Linked DNA regions of Homo sapiens: region 1 is linked to region 2. A link is an interaction called in ENCODE POLR2A ChIA-PET data of the cell type or tissue named here. Cell type or tissue: Panc1. All regions are shown on one strand. Links, peaks and the distances in the headings refer to the core of each region. The heading gives the core; the rest is flanking DNA. Region 1 holds the start of INHBB (inhibin subunit beta B). Region 2 overlaps TFCP2L1 (transcription factor CP2 like 1).

What was found. Peaks named below come from ENCODE experiments on the same cell type or tissue, not always from the same donor. Only the 100,000 strongest peaks of a DNase experiment are listed, where the experiment ranks them.
Region 1: POLR2A ChIA-PET joins it to region 2 with 22 read pairs; 3 of 35 experiments call an interaction of 5 or more read pairs at or near these places.

Annotation. Positions count from the first base shown.
Region 1 is chr2:120,344,787-120,350,147 of GRCh38, reverse strand. It overlaps INHBB (inhibin subunit beta B), which reads right to left and starts at 4,012. Exons shown (of 2, transcript NM_002193.4): 1 at 3,512-4,012; 2 at 1-1,049. The coding sequence starts at 3,959. The coding sequence ends at 274. It overlaps LOC105373989 (putative cuticle collagen 91), which reads right to left. Exons shown (of 3, transcript XM_047446882.1): 3 at 4,155-5,261. The coding sequence ends at 4,234. In Panc1, for the core only: no CTCF peak of the experiment used is centred there; no DNase peak of the experiment used is centred there; H3K4me3 peaks cover 3,569 bases.
Region 2 is chr2:121,216,796-121,222,156 of GRCh38, reverse strand. TFCP2L1 (transcription factor CP2 like 1) reads left to right here. Exons shown (of 15, transcript NM_014553.3): 15 at 1-5,361. Among named protein-coding and RNA genes, the nearest start is that of TFCP2L1, 66 kb to the left of the region's middle. RefSeq lists an enhancer at 4,387-4,888. In Panc1, for the core only: no CTCF peak of the experiment used is centred there; a DNase peak (open chromatin) is centred at 936.

The DNA.
Region 1 (5,361 bases), core at 88-5,087, 870 kb after region 2:
GCTGCTGTGTGGGTGGCAGGATGCGTCTGGCTGTGCGTGGCTACGTGTGCATTTTAAAGTATTTCATGTCAGTTGAGGGTTCTCGCTCTGGTTTTGACTGGTTGCTCTATGAAGCTGTAGAAAAATATCTCAGGCCGCACCCTGGCACTATCTCCACAGCCCAACAGAATGACTGTACTCAGCCCACCGTGTACCCCCGTTCCCGCGGGGGCTGGAAGAAGCCCACCCGGGACTGCCCTCCGTGCCCCACCACCGTGCCCCTGCCTTGCACTGTCAGGCGCAGCCGCACTCCTCCACAATCATGTTGGGCACGTCCCGCTTGACGATGTTGTACTCATCATCGAAGTACAGCATGGACATGGTGCTCAGCTTGGTGGGAATGCAGCAGGAGTTCACCGTGCCGGGGTTCAGACCCCGCATGCGGTACTGGTTCACCACAGCCGTGTGGAAGGAGGAGGCAGAGCCGGGGACCCCTGCCAGGTAGGCTGGGCAGCTGCCCTCACAGTAGTTCCCGTAGTAGCCGGTGGGTGCTATGATCCAGTCGTTCCAGCCGATGAGGCGGAAGTCAATGAAGAACTGTTGCCTGCAACAGAGGTTGGTCCGGCCATCGCACTCCAGGCCTCGCTTGCGAATGCGGTGCCTGCTGTCGCCCAGCCGAGCCTGCACCACCACAAAGGGCCGGTGCGACTCTTCGCCTGGGTCCACGAACACCGGCACCACGGCCAGCTCCTGGCAGCTGTCACACTGCACGTCTAGGTTGAGTCGCCGCTCGCCCCGCTCAAACAAGGCCTGGATGGCCTCCGTGAGTGGGAAGGTATGCCAGCCGCTGCGCTTGAGGTCCACCCTCTTCTCCACCATGTTCCACCTGTCACCGTGGCCCTGCTCCTGGAAGTACACTTTGACCCGCACCTTCCGCCGGCTGCCCTTCTCCAGGACGTAGGGCAGGAGTTTCAGGTAAAGCCACAGGCTGGCCTGGACCACAAACAGGTTCTGGTTGCCTTCGTTGGAGATGAAGAAGTATAGGCGGACCCGGGAGGAGGCGAGGCCATCTGCGGAAAAGGGGAAGGGCGAGCCAAGTTAATTCAAGGAGAACACAAGGCAATGGGGGAAACACACTCTCTGCTGCAGGATGCTGGAATGCAACTCGCCACACAGCTGGAAAACGTTACTGACCAGAAATACCATTCTTGGGGCCAGGGCCTCTGACTGTAACCTGGGAGAGGCAGAGAAAATCGTTTCTCATTGAGAAACCCGGACCAGGCTGGGGCTGGAGGGTCCGCGCCTATAAAATCCTGCCTCACCTCTCCCAGGCCAGGGCTCCCTGGAGACAGGCTGTCAGGCCTCAAAGCACAACAGAAGAACTTGTCAGGGGGCCAAGATCTTAACAAGTTGTTATGGGTATCTGTGAAATCTGAAAAACAAAACCAGGATCGCAGGGAGGATTTTGGGGTGGGTGGTTTTAGTAGGGCTTTTTTTTTTTTTTTTTTTTTTGGTTAACTTAGCGCATTGCAAAATCAAGCTGAGCCACCTACCGCCTCTTTCCAGTGTTTACCTAAGTATGATGTGATCCAACCCCCAGTGGAACCTCCACTGCAAACAAGCAGGCTCTGCTCAGGTTTCTGACATAGGAACGTGTGCTTTGCAGGCTGCAGAGCCTAGCCCTTATAGAATAGTTTCAAGGGACAGGACATTCAGCCTTAAAACTTGAGGTCCAATCCTTTGACAAGACTCTGGCTCCCTGTTAATGGCACGTTCAAAATCCCCAAGGAGTAGGGGAGCTGGCTAGTTAATTTTCTCAATAATTCAGCTCAACAAGAAGGAGGCTGTGCCAATCAAGAGATGACTCCCCTCTCATCCTACATTCCGGTGACCCTTGCCTCTGACAATCTACGTTTTTCTTTCCTTTTTTTTTTTTTTTTTTTTTTCAGGAAGAACAAATAATGAAACTCTGTGGTCAGGGCTGGTTTTATCAAACCTCCCACCATGCCCCTCCCAAGCCCCTACCTCAGGCCTCGCCTGGCTCCTCTAATAACACTGACATCTGACTTTGAAATGGGGGAAACTGCAGCCTTAAAAGCTGGTCTTGGACGAGCTGCCTGTGACCTGAATCTGTTATTTATAAGTCAAAGAGCTGGCTCCGTGAAACGGACCAGAAATATAACAGCCCCCGCTGTCATTTTGTGCCACCGGGACCAAAAGGCCTCCTCGACCTTCCAGAATCACATTTCTAACTCTGGGCCCCAAAGCACCTTTTAATCCGAGCCCTCTAATTGCATGGCGAGCTTTCCCTGACTCACTTTAGTGGACAGCTAAAACGGCAATGCATTTCTTTCTAAGCACAAACCAGCCCCGATTGTCTCTGCTTTTCTCCACACCCGGCCATGCAAAACTTTTCATCCCTTTTCATCCCCGGGCTGCCTGCTGCCTGGTGGGGTGGGGGGCATTTGCAGCCAGGGGCACAACCGCTCCCCCCACCGAGGCTCCCCGCTTGCCCCCGCCCTAACTGCACCGGGGCTTCCCCCTCTGCGACCTTCTCCGCAGTCCCCTCGGCACAAATGGGGCCGAGCTCCAGGCACAAAAGCCAGCCTGGCTCATTCAAGTCCTGAAAAGGACAGCGGAGTCGAAAGCACTTGCAGCATTTTGGCGCGGGCACATTTTTCTCCTTCTTTTAAAGTTCCGAAAGATTTTTCTCTCCCTGATTTTTATATTTAGACAGTGTTAGAGATTTGCAATCTGGGGCCGGGGGGGGGGGCGGATTCCAGAAAGGAGCCATACCCTTTGTTAACTACGACTCTGCCTCTCGGGCGAGGGGTCTGCTGCAGCTGCCAGGCAAGCCGAGAGGCACGGGGCTGTCCCCGAACCGCGGCTTTCTCTGTGTAAATGATGGACCTGTTGAGAAGCCTGCCTTCCGCCCGATTCCGGTGCCCACACAATCGGAAGAGAGGTTGCCTAGCTCTCCCCAGCGAGGCTTCAGCAATCCTGGCAAGCCCACGCCGCCGGTGATGGAAGCGGCCCCAGGGGCCTCTCACGCAGGCACACACACACACAGACACACACACAGATACACACACACTCTCTCTCTCCTCCGGCCCACGTATATCAACAAGCACACACATCTCCATCCACACTGCTAAGCCTACACTCCGATCGTGGGAAACAAAAACATTAAGCAATCACCAAGCAAGTGCCCGCAGAGCCAGGGCCGCGCGCATCTGCCGGGAGGGGGACGCGCGCCCAGAGGCGCTGGGGCCCGATTCCGGAGAGCAGGGGTGGAGGGCCAGGCGATCGGCGGCGGGGGGTTGAGGCAGCAGGCAAGGGTCTGCGGCCTGGGGGAAGAGGACTGCAACCCGGGCGGAGCGCGCAGGGCCACGGCCGAAGGAGCTCTGCCGGGAGTCCAGGCTGCCCCAGGGCGCGCGGGCTGCGGTGGCGGCGGTGGCAGCCGGAGCTAGCAAGGAGAGGGAGAGCGGGAGCGAGCGGGGACCGCGGCAGACAGCCGGAGGGCCGGACCCACCTGTCTCGGCGAAGCTGATGATTTCGGAAACGCGCTCCTGGCCGTCGGCGCCCGGGCTGGCGTGGCCGTCGAGGTGCGGGATCTCCACGCGGCCGTCCTCGCGCACCTTGCCCGCGTGCAGCTTGCGCAGGGCCGTGACCATGGCGGCCTTAGGCACGGCGTGCGTGATGTTGGGCCGGCCCCGCATCTGCAGGCGGCTCAAGATGTGCCGCTTCACCGCCTCCAGGAAGTCGCCGTCCACTCGGCCGAGCTCCTCTGGCCGCCGGAAGCCGCCGCACGACGTACAGGTGTCCTGCGAGCCACCCGGGGATCCGGGTGGCGGGGGTGGCGGCGGCGCGGCAGGCGTCGGCGGGGGCGTGGGTGAGCCCCAGGCCTCAGGCCCCAGCCAGCCGGCCGCCAGCAGCAGAAGGCAGGCGGCCCCCAGCGCCCGACCGGGCAGCCCGTCCATGGTGCGCCGCTGGCGACGAGGGCGCCCGCCGCGAGGCGAGCCGAGTCGAGCCGAGCGCAGGGCCGGGCTCCGGGCTCCGGGCGCGCCGCCCCGCCCCGCCCCCGCCCGCGCCCGCGCCCGCCCGGGCCTCCGCCCGCCCGCCCGCCGGGAGGGCTGCCGCCGGCTCGCAGGGGGAGGGGGCCGGCCGGGCCTCGGGGGTTCCCGCGCGGCAGGGAAGGGGCGCCGAGGGCCCCGGGGGCCCGAGGGGCGCGCCGGGCGGGGCGGAGGTCGCGGGTCACTGCCGCACGGGCGTCTCGGGGCGCCTCGGCATCTGCAGCCTTCTCCCCATCCTTTCCGCGTCGGGGGCCCCGCAGCCCCGGTTCGGGTGAAGCGAAAGCAGCGTCAGTGGGAGCGGCGGTTCGGCCGGCGGCTGGGGAAGGTGGCGAAAGAGCGGGTCCACGCAACTTGGCTGAGACGGAAGCGAAGGCGCTGGAGCCCCCCGGAGCGGAGCCGGGCGCGGCTTGGCGCGGCGCTGCGGCGGGCGCTGCGGCGGGGCCCCGCGCTCGCACCTGAGCGCCTCGCCCTCACTGCCTCGCGCCAGGAAGGGCCGCCGGCGGCGGAGACGGGCAGGTCGTCCTCGCCGCGGGCCGGCGGGCAGTGGCGCGGAGCAAGCTTGGTGCCCGGGAGAGCCGGCCGCGCGGGCCCGCTCACAGGCGGCGCCGAGCCCTCGGCCGCGGGCCCTGCAGTCCTCCCGGCGCGTCACACGGCAAAGTTGTCTCCAGGATCCCTGGGCGCCGCATCCACGGGCGGGCGGCCGCAGCGCGCTTCGCCGGGGCCTCTGCTCCGCCCGCCTCCTCGCAGCCTCCCTCCTTCCCTCCGCCTGCCTGCGCGGCCCGGCCGGGCGCGGGGCGCCGGGCGAGGAAGGCGAGGGGGAGGCAGGGCCCTTCTCGCTCCTGTCTCTTCTGCCTGCCGCGGCGGCGGCGAGGTCGGCTCGAGCGCCGAAAAGTCTCGCAGCGTCCCCGGGTGCAGTGCCCTCGCTCGCGCTCGTACTGGCACCCGCCGCAGGGCCGGGAGAGAGCGGGCGGGCGGCGGCGGCGTCCCCGCGCCGGGCCGCGGCACGGAGTGCGGAGCTCGCCGAGGAGGAGTTCTTCTCTTTGGTCTCTCTTCTTTTACTCTCCCCGTTTTTTCTCCCAAGGGGGAAAAAAGCCGCACAATCTCCGTATGTGCGCGCGCGTTGAGATAGACGTTGGCAGAAAAAAGGGGGGGAGGGAGGGTGTCGTCCTGCCCGTGCGAGAGGAGACGGTCCGTACCTCCCCGCTCGAGCTTCCCGGGGTGGGGGGAGGAGGAGAAAGCGGAATCTGTTCAGGTTGGGGCTGCCCGCTCCCCGCGCTCACCCCTGCTTCCCACCGCTTTTTTCCTTTCT
Region 2 (5,361 bases), core at 193-5,192:
ACACTTGCTATTATCTGTCTTTTTGCTTTTAGCATCCTAATGAGTATGAAATGCTATCTTGTGGTTTTGATTTGCATTCCCCTGATGGCAACTGATGCTGAGTGTCTTTTCCTGTGCTTACGGGCCATGCGTATTTCTTTGGAGAAAGGTCTATCCAGGTCCTTTGCCTATTTTTAATTGAGTTGTCTTTTTTTTTTTAAGTTTTCTGTTTTCCTAACCACTAGACTACCAGGGATGAGCCTTCTTTTTATTATTGAGTTGGGTGAGCTATTTGTATATTCTAGACGCCAGTCTTTTATCAGGTATATGACTGGTAAAAATGTTCTCCCCTTCTGTGGATTGTTTTCAGTTTCTTGTTGGTGTCCTTTGAGACACAAAACTTTTTAACTTTGATGATTTCCAAGATACGTATTTTTTTTCTATTGTCACTTGTGCTTTTGGTGCCATATCTAGAAAACCATTGCCTAATCCAAGGTCAAGAAGATTAATGCCTGTGTTTTCTTCTAAGAACTATACTTTTAGTTCTCACAATGGTCTTTGATCCATTTCGAGTATATTTTTATATATGATGTGATGTAGGGGTCCAGCTTCATTCTTTTGCTTGTGGATCTCCACTTGTCCCACTGCTGATTATTGAGAAAAATATCCTTTCTCCACGGAATTGTCTTGGCATCCTTGCTAAAGGCCTCTGCTTCTTACTGGATCTTCTTTCCTGGGACATGGTGTCGTTGGGAAGCTTACCTTTTTTTTTTTTTTACTTAGTCTGTGTTTGGTTCCACCAGTTTTATGCTGCCTTTCTACTCTGTTCTTGCTGTCTCCCTCTTTACCTGAGTCAACGGTACTGAGTCCTATCTCTCTCTGATGTTCCCCAGTCTTCCTTGGTGCATGTTCTAGCTCCACACACTAGTCCTTGGAGGAAGGTTGAGACCAATGATTTCCTGTTATGAGTCATGAGGAAACTGAATCACCTAGAAGTGGAATAATGTGCTCAGGGTCACCATAGCCCATTAGTGGAAGGACCAGGACTAGACCTTTAGTCTTCTGAGGTCCAGCCCCTTAGGCTGTCTGTCATCACTGTACCCAAGTGATGTCACTACCAAGGCCAAATGATGGTGGGCTAAATTTTAATTCTCAAAAGTGTAGGAGGCTAATATTGTCTTCTAAGTTCCAAAAGAAGATGTAATAAAAGTCTGTTACCTTAAGTGTGCTATTAGTAGAGTCTTCCATTTTTCTGGCATGCCCCTGGCATCTGCTCTTCTTACCTTCTCGTGGTTGTAGTTAAAGCTTATAGCTTATGAAAGAATAGAAAATAATAAATACCAAAAAAAAGTACACATGGTAATTTGGTACCAAAATATCTCAGCTGCCTAATTTAGCAGCTCATCCCTTCCACAGGGGTCAGATGAGCTAAAGCTCCAGGTTTTATTTTTCATTTGATTGACATACAGAAAAGCCATAGCCCTTCCCACAGCTGTCCAGGGTCTTTCCTGTGAGTCCGGAGGTGCTGGCCTATTGAGCAGGACAGCTCTTCCCAGGGCATTCCCACCAACCTGTGGCTTCTGAACTGTAGCTTCTTTTTACAGTGAACCCCAGAGGGAAATAAGACAGACACATGTGCTCAGGCCACCATCTTGAACTGGAAGCCCAAAGCTGAGTTCCTTACTCTTAGGTCGTCACGGTTTTTGCGGGGTATCTGCAAGGTTGAGATAAACCCTTTCCTGTTTACCAGGTTGTCCTTTCTGGATGAAGGGACAGAGGCTGTTGAATGGAGGAATAATAGGTTTGCTGGAGGAGGGGCATGGTATGCCTGTGGAAAGGACAGGATGGGGTGGGGAGGTCGAGGCTTTGACTTGGGGTCCTAAACAAAGGTCAGGTGTTGCCCTAGTGACCTCTTGCCCAGACAGCCCAGAGCCCCTTACACAGAGCTATTAACCTAGGGAAGGCTTTACCAGCAGTGGACTGGAGCCAGCCAGGGTCACAAGTTTCCAAGTCCAGCATTGCTTCAGGGGCTGGCCTGAGTAACTGAAGATCTGAAAATCATTAACAAGTCGATGAAATAAACGGAAAAGCCTCTTAGGCTGTTGTCAGTGGAGCAGAGGGAGAAAGTCCCTAGGCGCTCAGAGGGGGTGAGAAAGCAGTGGATGATTGGGCGGGGGTGGGGGATTAGATGTTGACACTGCCTGGGGTGTAGGAAGAGGAACAGAGAACCCAGAGTCAGGGTCCTAGATCCCAGACCCTCGCTCAGTATGAGTCTCTTTGCCTCTCTGGGTCTCTATCTCCTCCTCTTACAAATACAGGCTTGGTGATCTCTGAAGATGGCACCAACCTGCCATGAAATGAATCTGAGGGGTTTTCCCATTTTTCCCTCCATCAAAATCGTACAAAAAGCTGGACGTGGTGGCCCATGCCTCTAATCCTAGCATTTTGGGAGGCCGAGGTGGGAGAATCACTTGACGCCAAGAGTTCGAGACCAGCCTGGGCATCGTAGTGAGACTCCATCTCTGTCTTTTTGAAAATAAAAAATCTTTGAAAATTGCACAACAGGCAGGAGACCTTTACGTGTGCCCATCCTGGTTGTACACAGTGCCACCAGTGCTCCTGCAGTGCAAGGCGGCATGCTTCTTGACATGGGTCAGATTGTGTCCATCGTGTCTTTGGGAATCAGCCCTAGCTCCTAACTGGGCTGACTACTTCCTCCGCAAACTTATGGGGGCTCCCAGATATTCCTTGCCAGCCAGGGGCCAGACACAGTGCAGGCACAGTCTGTGTCATTGGTGCACATGTGCGTGTTTACATGTGTACCTGGGTTCCTTCCCTTGCCCATGAATTTGCCATGAGCACAGCCAGAAGCAGCCTCAGCTTGGCAAGGTGTGGAGATGACTGCTGTTCCCTTCGCATTTGGGGAAAACAGGCTCCCTCGGTAGCTCGATGATCCTCTTTTGATCTTGTGTGACCTCCTGGAGAGTGGATGAAGCTGGTGGCCTTAGCTTTTCTAGACAGTGTAAGTGGCACTGGGCAAGGCCCCCAGAGCAGGGCAAGGTCTCTAGAGCGGGTCTCCCACATGACTGGCTTCACACAGGCACTTCCGCTCGGGTTGCATGCTCTGTGTCATCTTACCGGTCCAGGGTTGCAGGTAGGAAATGTTTGTACCCTCTTCTGATTGCCACCTCCTTCCCATCGCCCCTTAGGGACAGGGCTTGAGGGCCAGTGAGGCGCTGGTCAGGCACCCCAGGCCTCCTTGGGACCTGCCCAGGGGCACCCTGAGAGCTCCTGAAACCCCCACTTAGCTTCCAGACCTTTCTGCAAAAGCTCCTCCTGGCTTTCCTCCCTCCCCCAATCTATGGGTCACAGCTAACAGATCTGAGGGCAACTGCTGTGCTAGTGGCCAGGGCTGCACCTGCCATCCCCGGCTCTGCCACTTTAGGGCCTTCTAGAGGCAGTGTCCTTAGGAAGTAGCTCTGAGGCATGGGTTTTCTGCTCCTGTGCAGGGCAGCTGATGGGATAAGGTGGGGAAGGACGGTCAGTGCTTGGGCCCCAGCTGGCCAGCCTGGCGATGGGGAAACCAAACCATGTCCCCCAGCGAAGGGCCAGAGTGGGAACCTGTCCTCATGCCCTTCGTCCTGAGGAGCCCTGAGGTGGGCAGCAGGGGCCAGGGGAAGTTTTCAGGCCTTCATCAAAGAGAACAACATCCTCAGCTCCGCACCCCTCATCCTGTATCAGCACTTACCGGTGTGTGACTGCCCTTGTCAGCTAGCATACGGTGGGCCCACCTGGCCCACTGGCTGTTTATGCCACTGATTTATGATAGGGAATATTATCTTTGAACCCAATGAAGTGTTTTCTCCCCCATCACAAAAAAAAAAATTCTTATTTTTAGTAGACATGTATTTACCAAAAATATGTACTCAATTATTGTATTTTGGATTTTATCAATTTAAAAATTGTGGAAATTTGTTTGCTCTTACGCCAACATAATATTGATTTTGCCTCTTGGCTCTGAAAGCCCAAAATATTTACCGTCTAGCCCGTTACAGAAAAAGTCTGCTGACTACTGAGCCAGACCTCCATTACCTCCATCCCTGTTGGATTATTTAAAGAAAGCCTCAGACAGTAAGGGCTTTTTTAAAAGAATAAAATGACTTGGTTTGCGCTTGGAAGCAGGGGAAGCATTCAGATGAGCGGTTTCTGCATTAACCCTGCCTATCACGCATCTCGTGTCCTGTGTGGCTGGCGAGCCCCCCTTGGAAGGTTCTGGTGCTTCAGCTGGCTCCTGCAGAGTCCACCCCGCCTCGTGGTGGGAATGCAGAGCCCTTTGCTTTCCTTCTTGCCGCCTGCTTCCTGTTCCTGGGGACCCGCTGGGCCTTTGGTCTGCATCCCCTGGCCAGGTCCCTCAGGGTTGATGCGTGGAGAAGGACTTTGAGCAGTGGTGGGCAGCAGTGGCCTCCTGGCCAGCTCACACTCTTGTCCTGGGAGGGGCAGCCTGATCTCACCTCCACCTAGTACCTTGGGGACTGAGGACCTTTTGGCTTCTCTGGAGCCTGCAAGCCTCTTCCCATGTGTCCAGCTGCTCTTCCTGCTACAAAGGGGACTGCTCACAGTGGCCTCAGCTTGGTGGTTTTGAGGGGCCGCCCCCCGGCCCTCCATAAGGGTATCCTGGGCCTGAGAATTCTGCATCTGCCATTGGAGGATGGACAGCCTCAAATGGAAGGAGTCCCACGGGAGATGGGTCCGAGGTCCGGCTGTGGCCATCCAGCCCCCTGTGGCTTGTCCAGCCTCTGTGCACCCCTGGTGTCTTCACTCCAGGGGCAGACAGCAGCCACTGCAGTTCCTTTCTTCGTGAGTAACAGTAGTGATAGCAGCTGGGGCTAACAGGCTAGGCTTTGTGTTCTGCGCATTTGGTCAGCTTCTCACTCGATCCTCCCTAAAGCAATGGGGAGGCCCCCACTAGCCCAGTTTTCAGGAAGTCAACTGGGAGGTTAGATGGGGGCCAGGGTCCCACAGCTACTGATGGCCCGAGCCAGGTTGAGCTTCCTGGTGTCCAGTCCGGATCCCACTTGCAGATCTCATGCTCTCAGATAGGTGGGACAAGTTCTTTTGTCACAGTGCTGGCTCTGTCCTGAGGCCTCATTGCTGGCTGGGTGTGCTCTGCTGGGAAAAGCTTTGCGGGGCTTGCTTGGTTAACCACAGAAGAGAAGGGGACTGTTTGGGGTGCCTCTCTGCAGCCTCCCCGTGCTGGGTGGAAGCACGGTTACTGTGTTCTCTAATGTTCATGTATTTAAAATGATTTCTTTCTAAAGATGTAACCTCCACACCTTTCTCCAGATTGGGTGACTCTTTTCTAAAGGTGGTGGGAGTATCTGT